Linked DNA regions of Mus musculus: region 2 is linked to region 1. A link is a contact called in ENCODE Hi-C or POLR2A ChIA-PET data. All regions are on one chromosome and are shown on one strand. The core of a region is the stretch at or near the end of the contact, and the rest is flanking DNA. Distances in the headings are between cores, read along the strand shown. Region 1 holds the start of Itk (IL2 inducible T cell kinase). Region 2 holds the start of Med7 (mediator complex subunit 7).

Region 1 (7,515 bases), core at 2,391-4,890:
CCTTTCTAATTCTTCGTTTGTTTGTTTGTTTGTTTGTTTGTTCTCTCGAGATCAAGTCTTGCTAGGTAGCCGAGGCTGGTCTGGAATCCCAGGCTGTCCCTGAACTTTCTTTTTTGTTTTGTTTTTGTTTTTTCGAGACAGGGTTTCTCTGTATAGCTCTGGCTGTCCTGGAACTCACTCTGTAGACCAGGCTGGCCTCGAACTCAGAAATCCGCCTGCCTCTGCCTCCCGAGTGCTGGGATTAAAGGCGTGCGCCACCATGCCCGGCTGCTGTCCCTGAACTTAATTGATCCTCTTACCTCAGTCCCCTTAGTACTGGGATTACAAGCAAGTGCCACCATATCCAGCTTGTGTTAGAAATGTTTTTTTATGATTCTTAAGAGGTAAAGCGGGTGTGGTGGCACCTACTTATGATCTACTCACAATCAAGACACACTGGAGGCTGAGGCTAGAAGGCTTCAAGTTCCAGCTTGGGTTATATAGTAACATTATCACATATACATCACTACCACCACCACCAACAACAACAACATCAACAAGTAAAGAGAAAAGGGTCCATGAATTTGAATGAGAGCAAGGAGGATACATGGAAGAGTTTGGTAGAGGGAAGGAAAAGCAGAAATAATGTAATTATATACTAATCTCAAAAATTAAAAACTATTTTTTAAAAACTGGTTAAAGTGTAAAATCCATTTAGAGAAAAGTCATTTAAAGGTGCGTGGCTATGCTCTCACTACGTAACATGAATTTCATGTTGCGTTCACAGAAACAGAGAGTTGATGCCATGTGACTTATTAGTTCTATGTGGGGAATCCCCCAGGCCCACAGCTCGGCACCTACCTGGCCACTCACCAATGGGGCCTAAACATATGTTATTCTATCTGCCTCTCATCTATTGGTAAGTTGTAAGTGAGACCCTGCTGAAGACAAGTGATTCTCGAGAGGTAGGCATTCTTTTCCCTGACACTTATGAGGCTAGGCCTTTCCCCCCTCTAAGTGCTTTGCTCCACATTCACGGAAAGCCTCATAGACTGGACCTCACTCCCCTCACGTGGATCTTCTAGCGAGACACCAGCAGGGAACAGAAGCCTCCTCATCTCGGTGAGCACCAAGCTAAAGCCTAAGTACTCATCAGTGCCCAGCCCCTCTAAAGATGCAGAAATACTACAACCATATGGTGAGAAATCAAACAAGCTTCGAAAAGTGTTTGTGGAGAATTAAACAAGCGTCACTGTGTCAAAAACAAAAGATTTTGAAAGAAAGAGTGGAACTTGGGGTTGCTGTCTAGTCCTTGTATTTACAAAGGAGACGAGTCTGATGGAGGACATTTGCCCAGGCTGACTCACTCAGTGGGAAGTGCAGCGACGACTTGACCCGCACCCTGTCAGGAGACATCTAGGATAGGTTAAGGTTAGCAGGGGGCCTTCCTAGAGGTGGTACGTTGGATTTTTGGCATGGTGCGCAATGGGTGAGCTTTATGGTAAGGCCAAAGAGATGTCATCTTAGGATTGCTTCTTACAACTGATATGCCTTTCCTGTCATTATGCAACTAACAGTCCCTGGGCATTAGCCCACCCTATTGATCAGATTTCCTTCAGATCAGCATAAAGATGAATGTTCATGAATTAATGCTGTTTAGATGAATTAATAATGATTCTATAGAATTCCCGATTTGATTCAAATAATTTTAGGAAGTTTTAAGAGATGGTCTTAGTTGCTTTGCTAGAAAGTTGTAATAAGGTTACAGTCAAGAATAGAATGTGCCCACTCCTCAGAATAGTAAGAAAAGGCTGCATAATAAGAAATACAATGAGCTTTTAATAATTATACTAAAAAGAGAAATAGACTTGGGACAAATTTGTGTTCAAGGAAAAACATTTAGGCCCAAGGATACAACCACAGATATGAACTATGATAAGCCAGGGCCATGTAAAAGCTTTGAACTTGTAACAAGCATATAGAATGAAACACTCCTTTGAGCTAAAATATCAACATCTTTTTGTAACTTCAAATTTGTGTAACATTTTATCTCTGAGGTAATTTTCTAAAGAAATTTTTGTCTGAGAAGGTATAAAAAAGCCAGAGGAAAGAAATTAAGTTGTTAGTTGGATAGTTTGGCTTGGGGGGGGGGGGGCTCTGCCCATCCATCCATCTATCTATCCAGATGTATATGTCTGTTTGTCTATATGTATGTTCGTAGGAGTATGTGTGTATGTAAGCATGCATGAATGCTTGTGGAGTGTATGAGACAGGTGATTGGGCCCAACAAAAATGTGAATGTGTTAACGTGCAAATAAGAATGTGAATGAAAGTGTAAATATATGTGTGAATGTATATGTGTCTGCGCATATTTGCCTGTATAAAGCATCTTAATTCTTTCGCTTCCCTTCCTCTCTGGTTCACAGAGTTAACCAGCCTAGTCAGAGGGGCTTCTGGCTGCCTGGACTGAGAAGGGTGTGACATCAATATACCATTACCTAAATCACCCTGCCGTTAGCAGCAAGTGTCAGCAGATCCAGTAGCTTCTGGCCTCGGAGTAACTTGCAGTCAAGATAGACCTAGGTTATTTTAGAAAGCAACCCTACTCTCAAAAGACCAAGTCTTGCCCCAGCCAATGCTCTTGGCCCTTGGCTGCCTCAGAGAGGACTTAGCCATGGGCTAAGCTCCCAGCACCACCCAGTGCTCCTGTCACACTGTAGTATTAACACACACTCGCTTGCTTTTGTTGTTATTGCTGTGCACGAAGATGTCATTAGACGCCTCCAGCTGAGCCGACACACTCTAGCGGGATCCCTGGTCTGCAGGCAGAAACTCTGTGTTCCACACCCCCAGTCTCCTGAGATGTTTTACCACAAAGAGGGTTGTTCCTTCCAACTTTAGAATGTCACTTTAATGGAAGTAGGACCCCATGGCCTCAGGGCAGTGATGACCATTGAGATAAGCAGAGTTCAAGTCGTGAAAATCTTACATAGGACCTCCCTTCACAGTCTAAGAACCACTTCTTTTGTAAAACAGGGAAGTTGAGCTAGGTTTCCCCTTACGTCTTAATAAGCCATAGTTAATATTTTACTGTCCTACAGACTGTAGATGCCACATATACTTCATGTTTACATAAACTTCAAGTCCTATCCACAACATTCACCACATAAGAAATGTATGAACGTTAAACCTACAGATTTTAGAATTGAAATAGCCAAATCTAACTGACACTGGAGTCTCAGAACTCTCCACATTTCTTCCGATCTCTAACTCTACTTGGTGGCTTCCAAAACACACTGTACCTGCATCCCAGGTGTTCAAGTTTATCTCAGGAATCAGCTCAGTCCAAACACAGAACAAAGTAAATAAACAAAATAAATAAACAAAATAAACAAAGCACAACGTAAGCCTTCTCATACCCCGTGGCGGTCCTCAAAGTAGGCCAGGCTGGCTTTCGTTAAGACAAAGAAACGAACTTTAAAATTCGAGGGAGAAGTCCTTCTCTTCTGTTGGGACTTCTTGATCAGCTGTTCTTCCAGGAGGATGAAGTTGTTCATGGTCCAGTTCTGAAAAGTGATGCGCCTTGGGCATCACCCCGCAGTGCGACTGAAGGAGAGGAGCAGCGGAGACTGAGACAGGATGCAGTTGATCTTTAGAGAGTCGTTCAAAGGCAACTTGCCTCTAACCTTATCTTTTCTATCAGCATCAGCCAGCCTCACCGCTGAGCTCCCTCCTCTGATGTCAAAGGCCATGACCACATCCTTTCAAAATTCACCAAGCTGGGAGGCACATGCGTACCCTTAGCTATATGGTTTGAAAAAGAAGTTTGAAGAAACCTAGAATTATAAGAGGAGTTCACTTATAATTCTTCTAGCTCCTGGTTTAGCCTTGACAACAGTTAAGTCATGTAAACAAGGGACTAAGAACAGGGATCCAGGGGTCAATGGAGCTCAGCTTGTATGTAAGTTTCCCATTGCTATTATCATGGACTGCCTGCCACAGGCTTAGTGGCTCAAAGCGCCATAGAGCCACAAGGCTCAAAGCGCCTTACAATTCTCTAGTTTAGAAGTCTGAAATGTGTCTGGTTGAGTGACAGTCATGGTGACTGTGGGACTGTGCGCCTTTCTTGCAGATCTCTAGGGGACACTGCCTCTGCGACCATCCTCCCTACTGAGGGACACTCTGGTGGCCTCTGTCTTGACTCTTTTACTCCATCTTCAAACCCCCAAACTGCAGGTCGAGCCCTGCTTGCTCTGTATTGCCAAAATCTCTTCCTCCTACCTCTGCTCCATTTAAGGATCCTGAGAACCACACTGGGCCCTTCTCACAGTGGTCGTCTAGGGCAGGCTCCCTATTTTAAGGTCAGCAGATGGGCGCTATAACTCCATTTGGAATGTAAATTCCCCTTTATCACCCAACAACACACAGTCACAGGTTATAGGGATTAGGGCATGCAGAGATCTGCACAGGGCTGTTTATTCTACCTATCGGTTTGAATTCCATCTCTACTACCTACCACTGTCCAGTGGCTTGGAATATCAGTTCCTTCATCTATGAAAGGAAGCAACAGGGGTCTTGTATGAGGCACTGCAGGGGCCCCTTTGGACACCGTTGGTGTGCCTGGCTTCCTTCTGTGTATGCTACTTCAAAAATGCAGTGTCCTGTGTCTGAACACTCTCTCTTGTCTCTTTCTTTTCCAGTGAGCGCCTATGAGATACTGCCAGCCTCGCCGACCTGCAACGTTCTCTGGGAAGCCTTTCAGACTTTCCCACATGGAATCCTCTCTCCTATTTTCCTCTGCCATAAGGACTCTAATGAGGAGGCAGGACACACAGACAGACAGCAAGCTACCTCCTTGTAAGGGCTCTTTGGGAACTAAAGCTTATCTGCCCTGTGGACAATTCACAGGGTCTGACCTTTGAGTCAGGATAATGTTATGGTGTAGAACTTATGTGACCAGGAAGTTAATAGCCAAGAAGTCCCGGGGCAGGCAGAGGCAGCTCATCAGAGAAGAACAGAGGACGAGACAAAGGGAGGGAGGCAGTACAACTTTCCTGTGTAGTTTTAGATGTAATTGCTAATTGCAGCCTCCTTTCACATCATACATTGGATGCTGCTGAATAATGAAGGCAAAAAGAGGCGGGGAGGGAAGAGGAAGAGAGGAAAGGGAAGGGGAGGGGAGGGGAGAGAAGGGATAAGCTGAGATTTTAAGACAGAAAAATATGTACAAAAGAGGTAGACTTTTTTTTTTTTTTTTTTTTTTTTTTTTTTTTGGTTTTTCGAGACAAGGTTTCTCTGTATAGCCCTGGCTGTCCTGGAACTCACTTTGTAGACCAGGCTGGCCTCAAACTCAGAAATCTACCTGCCTCTGCCTCCCGAGTGCTGGGATTAAAGGCGTGAGCCACCACGCCCGGCCAGAGGTAGACTTTTTAAACTACAGTTTGTAGCAAAAAATACTAATTTCCTTCTCTTTCCTTTCTCTAGGGTAACTGATTGCCTGAAGATTATCTGGACATCTGGGCAGCCTGCCTAAAGACGACATCGTTTTTAGCTTTTTCTGTAACTTGGTATAGCCATACAACTCTTTTCTGAACAAGAGAATATGGCAGAAATGGAAGCATCCTGGCGGGATGTGGTGCTGTGCATCTGTAATCTCAGCTCTCAGGAGGCCGTCTCAAGAAAAGCAGGGGGGTCCTTAAAGGGCATCTCCTGATCTCCTCCCTTTCCTACTACTGACTAGGGTGTCAACTTGATGGTTGGAGCTGGAAGAACTATTTTATACTACATACTGTGGAGGTTACACGTGAGAGCAATGGATCCCCGATAGGAGGAGTCTGAGGCTGTGATGACCACAGATCTGGTCACTCACGCTAGCAGTGGAGTGCCTCTTCACACTTCCTCTCAGACGAGAGGCTCAGAAGCAGAGGATCATCTCTTTTAACATAAAAAGAAACACACCATTAATATTTTCTCGGGCCCTGTTATTTTAGTTTCTGTTACTGGTAGCATACCCAACTCTAATATCATGTAGTCTCATATACTATCTTCTCAACTATAATGTAAATTACTTTGGAAAGGGTAGGTTTATACCAGATTGATTCAGGTGCAATGATTGACAGACTTTATATGGTACTTTCACCAGGGAAAGCAGAATATGAGGTACCACTGTCCTTCATTTGCAAAGTCTCCATATAGTACAATAAGCAATAATTTCATTTTCTACAACATAGAGCACTGCAAACTACTTACAGGGACTATTCTATGTCCACTCTTAAATGTAATGTTAGAACTTCCAATATTTTCTCTGTCATAGTAAGACCAAGAATCTCCTTATTTTTATTTTGGTTTTAAAAGTTTAGTTTACAGGAGACAAATTCCAAAAGCTCATACTGGCACCTGTAACCAGCACGAGGCTACATGGTGATACCCAGCCTGAATGAAAAGCAAACACTAATGCAGAGGAAGCTGGGGAGACGCCACAGTGGTTAAGAACACTTGCTTTATAACACGAGGACTGTAGTTCAGGTCCTAGCATCCACAGAACAAGCCAGGAATAGTCTCCTGCATGGCAGCTCTTTGAAGGGTAGAGACAGGTAGATAGAGTCCTAGAGCTAGACGGCTGCCAGCTTAGACGAGAAACAGAGAGAGGCCTTGCAGCCACTGAAGAACACAGAGGATGATAGAAGACACCTGAAGCTTTCATCTGGCCTGTGCATGGGTACACCTGTACATGTGGCCATACACCACACACATACACATATACCACACGCAGAGGAAAAAAACAATAAAAGATCAATAACTAAAATCCCAACAATACAAGAGAACTCTGATTAGCCAAGGATAGAACAGTTTTAAGCATCAAAAAAAAAAAAGTGTGATGAGTTAGTTGAAAAGAAAACTGAAAACAGCCCATCCCAGTGACAACTTTCAGAGGGCGGTGAATAGCCAACTTAATATTCTGGAGACTGAAAACAAAAATAAATGAGGGTCTTCTGCTTCTCATGAAAGAGTACACTTCAGTTTAGTCATCAACTATTTAATAATTTTAAGTGAAGCAGGAAAGACTACTCCACAATCTGCACGTGGCTGATGACCCTAGTGAATGTTAAACTCGCTGTGTCACAGGTCAGTACGGAAATGTACAATCAGTAAGAAGTGACCGCACAGTGACAGGCTGACCATCTTCCCAGGACAGACACAAGCAGATGCTACGTGGTTTCTGTTGTAATTTGCTAGGAAGCAGGCAAGCCACCCACACAGATGCCTTGTCGAGAGAGAACAGAGTCACATATGACTCTGGTCAGAGGTTTAGATCTAAATCTGACCTGCCAGGAAGCTCAAGAGATGAACATGGAAGAGAACAGGAAAAGACGTAACTGGGTAAGTCCAGAATACACCAAATGCTAAGGGCAAAAAAACCAGGATCCCCATCAAATAAAATGGGTGGGAATCTGTCGATGAGAAAAAGACCTTAGGACATGGTTCCAATATGGGCAGACTTAGAATTCAGAGCCAAACAATTAGCTGTGTAAAGGT
Region 2 (7,515 bases), core at 3,664-6,163, 47 kb after region 1:
CTATGAATGGAAATAAATCTGTCCAAAGTTATAAATCTCAATGCAAATCTTAAAATCATAAAATCCCCTTACAATGGTTGGATAAGCATAGGTTCTTGACTAGGATGCACAGAGTAGGAGCCATGCAAGAAAATAAATGATCGGCTGGAGAGATGCTCAGTGGTTAAGAGCACATGTTGTTCTTGCAGGCAGGCGACCTGGGTTTGATTCCCATGTGGTGACTCACAACCATCTGTATTTCTAATCCCAGAGGATCCAAAACCCTCTTCTGGCCTCTGTGGGCACCAGGCATGCATGTGGTGTGCTTACATACATGTAGGCAAGCACCCGTACACATAAGTAATAAAAATAAATCTTAAAAAATAGGAATTGATAGGACCTTACTGAAGCTAAAAACCCTTGCTGTCTAAAAGATACTATTAGGAAAAGTTAAAAGACCAGCCACAAGTTCTAAATAATATTTATGACACATATATTCAGTAAATAATTTATCATACTTAGCATGTATGTGAGTGTGTGTTTATGTGTGTGTACTCACACAACTCCAACAGAGAAGGCAAGCCATTTTTTTTAATTGAGTGAAAAAACTCAAGCAGTTTTTCAAGATGCATACAGCAAATAACTAAAGGAAAGATCCCTTAACACCAAGTAATGACAAATTCAACTGCTGCTCATCAGTCAGGATGGCAAAGCAAAAGCACAGTTAACCAGGGCAAGCTGAGACGCAGAGCCATTACAACCCAAAGGTGTTAACATTACAGTCACCCGCTCCTGTGCGTGGGGAGAGGGCATGGATGTGCGTTTTATAGGGAGTGTGCACTAGGTTCCTTTCAGACTCTTAACTCAAGACCATCATGGAGACCTCGGTCTTGTTCCAATTGCTGTTTCCATTACCCCTGCAACATTCACCTCTTTCCATATTCACAGCTGATTGCCAAAGTCAGCATCTGTCCCTCCCCTAAGTGCCCTCTGCAAAGCAGCTGGCCTGAGCCCACACCATCATCACACATGTGCATTATTTTGTCCCCACAGCCTTTATCACTATTCGAGGTTCTTATGTTTGCATCCTGTTTGTCTATGTCTCTCTGTTGGAAGGCTGGATATATGTCTTTATCCTTCTAAAACAGTGCCTGGCATGGTGGAGAGACATCATAAAGATGTATTGTATAGATGTATTCATTGTTAAATTTAAGGTTTAAATTTTCCATTCAGATTTTGCAAATGCAGTAAATATTACATAAAAAATAAGTGTTTATTACAGCCATATTTCCACCAGCTCCGATCATGGTATGGATTTCTTAGGCACCGTTACTTTGTATTTTACTGAAAAGACCACCAAAATGAGACTCAAGAGGCTGACATTCTACCTCAATGATGTCACTCACTAGCTGTAAGACACTGGCACTTTGGGCCACATCCAGAATTTTATCTCAGGATGAAAAAAAATGAGTGCAAAAACAAAAACAAAAACTCAAGTATGAACTGAGATGCTCACAATCCGGAGATTATGATAGCAAACCCTGAGAGGAAAGTCACGCTGCAGAGCTATGGCTATGCAGACGCTGTCTCTCTAGTAAAGTCACATGAAAGCTCTATTTGAAACTGATGACCATATACTAGTTCTCATTTATCTAAGGGGTTGCTTTCAATTGCTCATGGCCAAATATGATGCAAAGATACCAAGTGGAAAATTGCATGCATAAACTTTTAAATCGTGTTTTAAAGGGTTCATCAGTTTGAAGAGAATGGTACAGAGTATCCAGTCTGGTTTGTCAAAGTTGTGAATTACCCCCTTGTCCAGAGTATAGATGCTATTATATGTAGCTGTCCTGTAGCCTCTTAGTAGATACCATATATTATCAGATTTTGTTACATTATTGCTGTGTTTGTGCTCAAGTAATCTTTCTTTTACTTAATTGTGGCCCCAAAGTGTGAGAGGTCTCAATCTGGTTATTTGCATATGTCAATGAAAGGTCATGAAGTATTTCCTTTACTCGAATTAATGATATGATACATAGACAGAGACCACACTTACAAAATTTTATTACAGTATGTTTTCATAATTATTCTATTTTGTTATTATAGTGGCTCATTTTCCAGTACTTATTTATAAATTAAACCTTATTATAGGTGGGTATAATAAAACTTAGTATCTACAGGGTTAGGAACTATCTGTGCTTTCAAGTATTGGCTAGGGACTAGGAAATATCCCCTTGCAGTACAGGAGACAGTTATATTCATTTCGCTATTTACTTACCAAACAGTTCTTGAACACTTGCCCATCTCAGACATTGTTCTAGGTGCTGACAATACAGCCATGAATGAAATGGGAAGCATTTCTACCCTCATCAACTTGTATCCGATGGAGAATACAATAGAGTAAACATGCTACATCAAGATGACTTCAGTTGTAGGCAAACACTATGAAGGATGCTTTGTATATGTTGAAAGGTTTGGGGGACCATCATTTTGTAGAGCTTTCTATAGTCCATGGTAGGGTTATTCGATTTTATTTTATATGTGACAGAAACTGCCTTGGAGAATTTTGAACAGAGTCAAATCTTCTATGTCATAACAGTGTGGGAAGAAGATTAAGGGGGGACAAAAGTGAAGCAAAGAAACCATTTGGGAGGCTTTGCAGAAATTGAGGTAAGAATGAATGACAACAGAGTAGTGGGTGTGGTAGCAAATTTCTTATATCTGAAACGCTGTAAAATAAATCCAATGCAAGAGGTTGGTATAGTGGATTCAGTGGAGTACTGGAAGAAGGGGACACCTTTTGCAAACAGATGTAATGCATTTGGATAAAGCTGAAGTTCAGAGTAGAGTCTGAAGTACAGAGGTGAGGGGGTTCCAGGATCTGAATGAATGGTATTACCTGTGTCATATGGATGGCTTCTGACTGAGAAGTAGCTTCATAGCTCTAAGTCCTGGGGTGATCTATACCAAATATGCCAAGTACTGAGCCAGATTGGGTACAATGAGAACTGCAAGTCTCTGGTGCAGAACACAGTGGAGTCAGGGGAACACTTGATTCAGGCATGTTAAAAATGGATGGAGTTGTTTAAAAAGAACATTGATGGGGGAAACAATGCAAAGATTACAAACCAATTAAAAGACATTGGTAGTTAGAAAGGGGCAGCTCTTAATTGGAACCAGAGACCATCTGAATCCAAATATTGATATGGAAGTTGATTTTAAAAGCTACCCCTCCAAATTCTCACAGCCTAAGCTGACTTTAAACTATGTAGCCGGAATGACCTTGAGTTTCTGAATTTCAGATCCTTCTGTTTTTACCCTCCATGCACTGAGGTTACATTTGGGTCTTTAACATTCAGATCTTGCAAGTACAGTCAATAATAGACAAAACAAAGTATTCATTAAACTGTATTTTTAACCAGTCCCTAACATGACATGGCTATCCCTTATGTAGTACTGGGGTTGTCTTATATGTATTATTCTAGGCAAGCTCTCCACCCATGAACTTATCTTTGGGTGATGGCTAATCTTTAGAAGCAGAAAGACTGAGTGGCATTTTCTTGTGGCTGCCCAGATAAAAGGACATGAAGAAAGGAAACTGCTCTTTGGTTGCTTGCTCTAACACTCACTGGCAACTTCATCTGTACCACTGCTGTGCCATTCCTTTGCCAGTATTAGAACCAAACTTCTTTGGGATTCCAACATGGACTGAAGACCTGTGGCTCTCCAGGAATCTTCCAGGTCTCCAATGCCAGGTGGGGGTCTGTTGAGACATCCAGCCTCTTAGACTGAGCAACTACAGGATTCTCAGCCTTTCAGGGCTGAGACAGCCATTGCTGGACTACTTGAACTGCATCTTGTAAGTCACTCGGATAAGTCATATATACATATATATCCATGTGCATACACACATTCATTCTATCAGTGTAATAACCCCTAGTACACTTTCAGTAAGATAATAAATCTGTGGGTATAGGAAAAAACGAAGAGCCCTTACCTTTTAGAGGTTCATACCAGACTAGAGACAAAATGATGGGGCTCATATAACTATGGAAGTTGGTAGTGAGTAGACTCTTCTTTTGTTTTTATGCCTGCAATGCTCCACATATTTAAAGGAAGAAACTGAGACATTCTTGTTTGTGAAGCAGAGCTGTTTATCTTACTTTTAGTTTGCAACACTGCATCTTACGACTCCCATATCATCTGTTAACAACTCTTCTCTCTCTCCTCCCTCCCCCTCCTCCTCTCCCTCAGGGAAAGGCCAAAATGGAAATATTTCTTGCTAGTCCTGATGGCTCATTTCTATACCTCTGGCTTTCCAGAGGCTGGGAAGAGACATCTGAAGCCAGCCTGGGCTACACAGTGAAATTACCCACTCCCTCCATTTTAAAAAATTATATTAAGTTTTTTTCACTTGTCAATTTGTGGAAGGATTGTTATAGACATCTTTGAATTCCTAAATGAAAATAAAAGTGAATGGAAGGGGGAAAATGAAGGTTTAGGATGTTATTCTTAATCATGTTCACAAATATCTCCATATATATGAATATATCATAGAGTACAATCTTGCTTTTAAAAAACATTTTTGATGATTACATTAGTATAATTTTTAAATATATTGCTTATCTGTATTTTCTGACTTTTACATAAGGCAAGTATTTAATTTTAAAAGTCTCGTATAAAAGTGGGGGCTGCAAGGAATGGAATTACTAGAGAGTACTTTCTTCTACTAACAAAAAGTACGAAGAAGTATTCTCCTGACCTGACCAAGAAACCAGACAGCGGATCTTTCCCGAGAGAAGCAGGAGATGCGAAAGTGCGCATGTGCAACATCTTTAGGGCGGGAGTAGGACCTGCTATAGGACAGCCTTGGTAGCCAATGAGAGGCCCGCGTCAGAGGCTTCTTCCTGAGAAGGCAACCGGAACTTGTGCTTCCGCTGCGCTGAGGAAAAGTCACTACCGGAAAAGCAAGAAAGAGCTGAGGTGAGCGGGCGGCGGCGGTTGGCGACCGCAGCCTAAGTCTGTCTCTCCGCCCCCGCGGTTGCGTCTCTCCCGGCGTGGAGCGCCGAAGTCCGGCGCGGGACAGCCTGGGACGCCCGGGCTAGCCTTCCTCCCGGTTCCTCCGCGAAGCCTCCCCGGGGCCTGAGGCAGGCGGCCGGCCGAAGGTACACCGAGTACCGCTCTCTCCGGACGACAAGCCAGACGGGAGGTTGGGAGGTCCGAGTTCTCGTCCCCACGCCACGGGCTTTTATAATGTCGTGGTCTTAGCCTGCCCTGTCGCCATTGGTAAAGTGACAGTAGCCGCCTGGGAGCGCGGGGGCTGGGGGAGGGGAGCGAGAGCCTGGGTCGGAGCCGGATTCATCCTGTACCAGACTTTCCGCGGGGACCCAGTCACGGGGACAAAGTGAGCCAAGTGTCTGAGCTTGCGGACCCCCCCCCTCCCAAAAAAAAAAGCACCCACGAGACACTGGATCTTGTTAGTGTTAGCGAGTCACGACCTCCAGCGGCTTTGAAAAGTTCAGTTTGAACCGGTAATGGGCGGTTTCTGTAAGGTGGCCCGCTCTAACGCGGGATGCCCAAGTTACGGGGGTTTGCACTTGCGCCCGAAAAAACTAATGCGGATTCCCGTTGTACAATTCACCCCCTTCTGCACGTTGGGAATTGGCTTCTTGTCTCTATAGTCAAATTGGGAGTAGTCGTACCGTCCTGATGATTGGAGTGAGGATGCGGATCTGTCACTTACTAAAAACCTTCGGGAAACTGCGGGTTTAGTGTGGGTGTGGCTAAGGGAAGCGCAGATCCCCAACTTCAAAAGCCTTCGGGGGATGAAATTTAGGCCAGGTGTTGACTTGAAGTGGCTACAAGTAGACTTTCGTGTTCTAGGTATATACACCCTGAATTAGCTCTAACAGTTAGACAATCTGAAGAATTTGGAGTTGCTTCCCTCAGATTTAAGGTATTGGCAGTGTACATCAGTGTGAGAAAGCACTCAAGAATCTTCTCATTGTATAATGTACTTAAATTGGAAAAAGCAAAGGTTATTTTGACCATATATGTTGGGATTTAGGTTTTAAATTTATGTAGAAAAGATGTAAAAATTGCTAATGTGTTAAGAAAACTGTACTATACTAACTCTACTATACTGTAAGATGTGGCTTCCTTCAGAAACCTTGGAAAATATTTGAAATATGAAATTTAACAACGGTGTTTTGTTATAGTTGTTTGTTTGTTTGTTTTTTTGAGACAGAATTTCTCTGCGTAGCCTTGGCTGTCCTGGAACTCACTCTGTAGACCAGGCTGGCCTCGAACTCAGAAATTCACCTGCCTCTGCCTCCCAAGTGCTGGGATTAAAGGCGTGCGCCACCACTGCCCAGCAACAATGGTGATTTTTGTCAAGATGTAAAGAGAGTTTTAAGTGTTTGGGTTTGGAGACCACTGTACAGTAAAAAGGAAAGTGAACGACATGAGATTAATAGATACCATATGTAGTTTGATTATGGGAAAGAATAATAAATAAGGCATATGACATTTGCATATAAATGTTCTTTTCCAGAGTAGGTTCCAACATATGCCTACCAAAAGGAGTCAGACATGAAAAAATAGTATATCATGTACCATATAAAAGCACCCTAAATACAGACCCTTTTTCCTTAGTTCTCAGAATATGTTTGTTCTTTGAGAATTTTATACACACACACACAAACACACATGTGTTTTGATCATACCCGCTTCCACACTCCTCTAATACCTCACAGACCACTACCATATCTTACTCCCACTTTTATATATTTTAAAAATATTTACTTAGTTTTTAAAGATGGATCTTTAGCACCGGCTGGCCCAGCCTCACTGTGTAGTCCAAACTGGCCTTGAACTTAGAGCTATCGAGCTTCTCAGTCACAGGGACTACAGCATGACCCATCATGACTACAGCGGGAACCATCATGCCCAGTTTAGGTCTTTTTAAAAAAATGTTTAAAAATAACAGTAAATAAAGTCCTCTGCCAAACCTGTGGTGGACTCTGCTGCTTGTTTTTCCACTTTGTATGCTTTACATTTGTCAGATTACCTAGAATATGTGAGTCCTTAGTGCTAGCATCCTTTTCTAAACAAGCAGAGCAGATCTTACTTCACCATCACGTGAAGTCTGGCAGGCAGCAAGAGTGCTCTTTAACAGGTGAGAAAGACTTGAAGAGATCAAAAAAATAGTAGGGTTTCTAAGTGATACTGTTTTGTGTTCTCAGAATTTCCTTCATAGACAAAGTTTGCATATCTCGACTTGGGTGTATAGTTAGAGATATTAGGGCAACAAGGCTCTCACTTCTGTTATCTTCACTGCAATAAACATAACAATTCAGCATTTTTAAGTCTGATTCAGTTAAACAAACTATCTGATAAAAACCTGCAGTCGTGGGTGAATACAGTTAAGAGTCAGGACACAGCAGGCCGTAGGACCAGAGCAGTATTGTGAAGAAGTCATGGTACCTGGGAGTCAGTGACTAAGTAGTTTAAACGGTGATTCTGCAGTAAAAATGA

Evidence for each region. A loop is a pair of places that touch in the nucleus more often than their neighbours do. ChIA-PET counts read pairs that join two places held with the same protein, here RNA polymerase II (POLR2A).
Region 2: a loop to region 1 is called in a map of CH12.LX, with 2.8 times the contacts of the local background. The contact joins the promoter of Med7 here to the promoter of Itk in region 1. A Hi-C loop is called at or near these places in 8 of 37 maps with a recorded cell type or tissue (CH12.LX, T-helper 1 cell, T-helper 17 cell and 4 more). POLR2A ChIA-PET finds 5 or more read pairs at or near these places in 1 of 5 experiments (embryonic stem cell).

What each region holds. Positions count from the first base shown.
Region 1 is chr11:46,385,875-46,393,389 of GRCm38, forward strand. It overlaps Itk (IL2 inducible T cell kinase), which reads right to left and starts at 3,641. Exons shown (of 17, transcript NM_010583.3): 1 at 3,399-3,641. The coding sequence starts at 3,536.
Region 2 is chr11:46,432,048-46,439,562 of GRCm38, forward strand. It overlaps Med7 (mediator complex subunit 7), which reads left to right and starts at 4,914. Exons shown (of 3, transcript NM_025426.3): 1 at 4,914-5,144.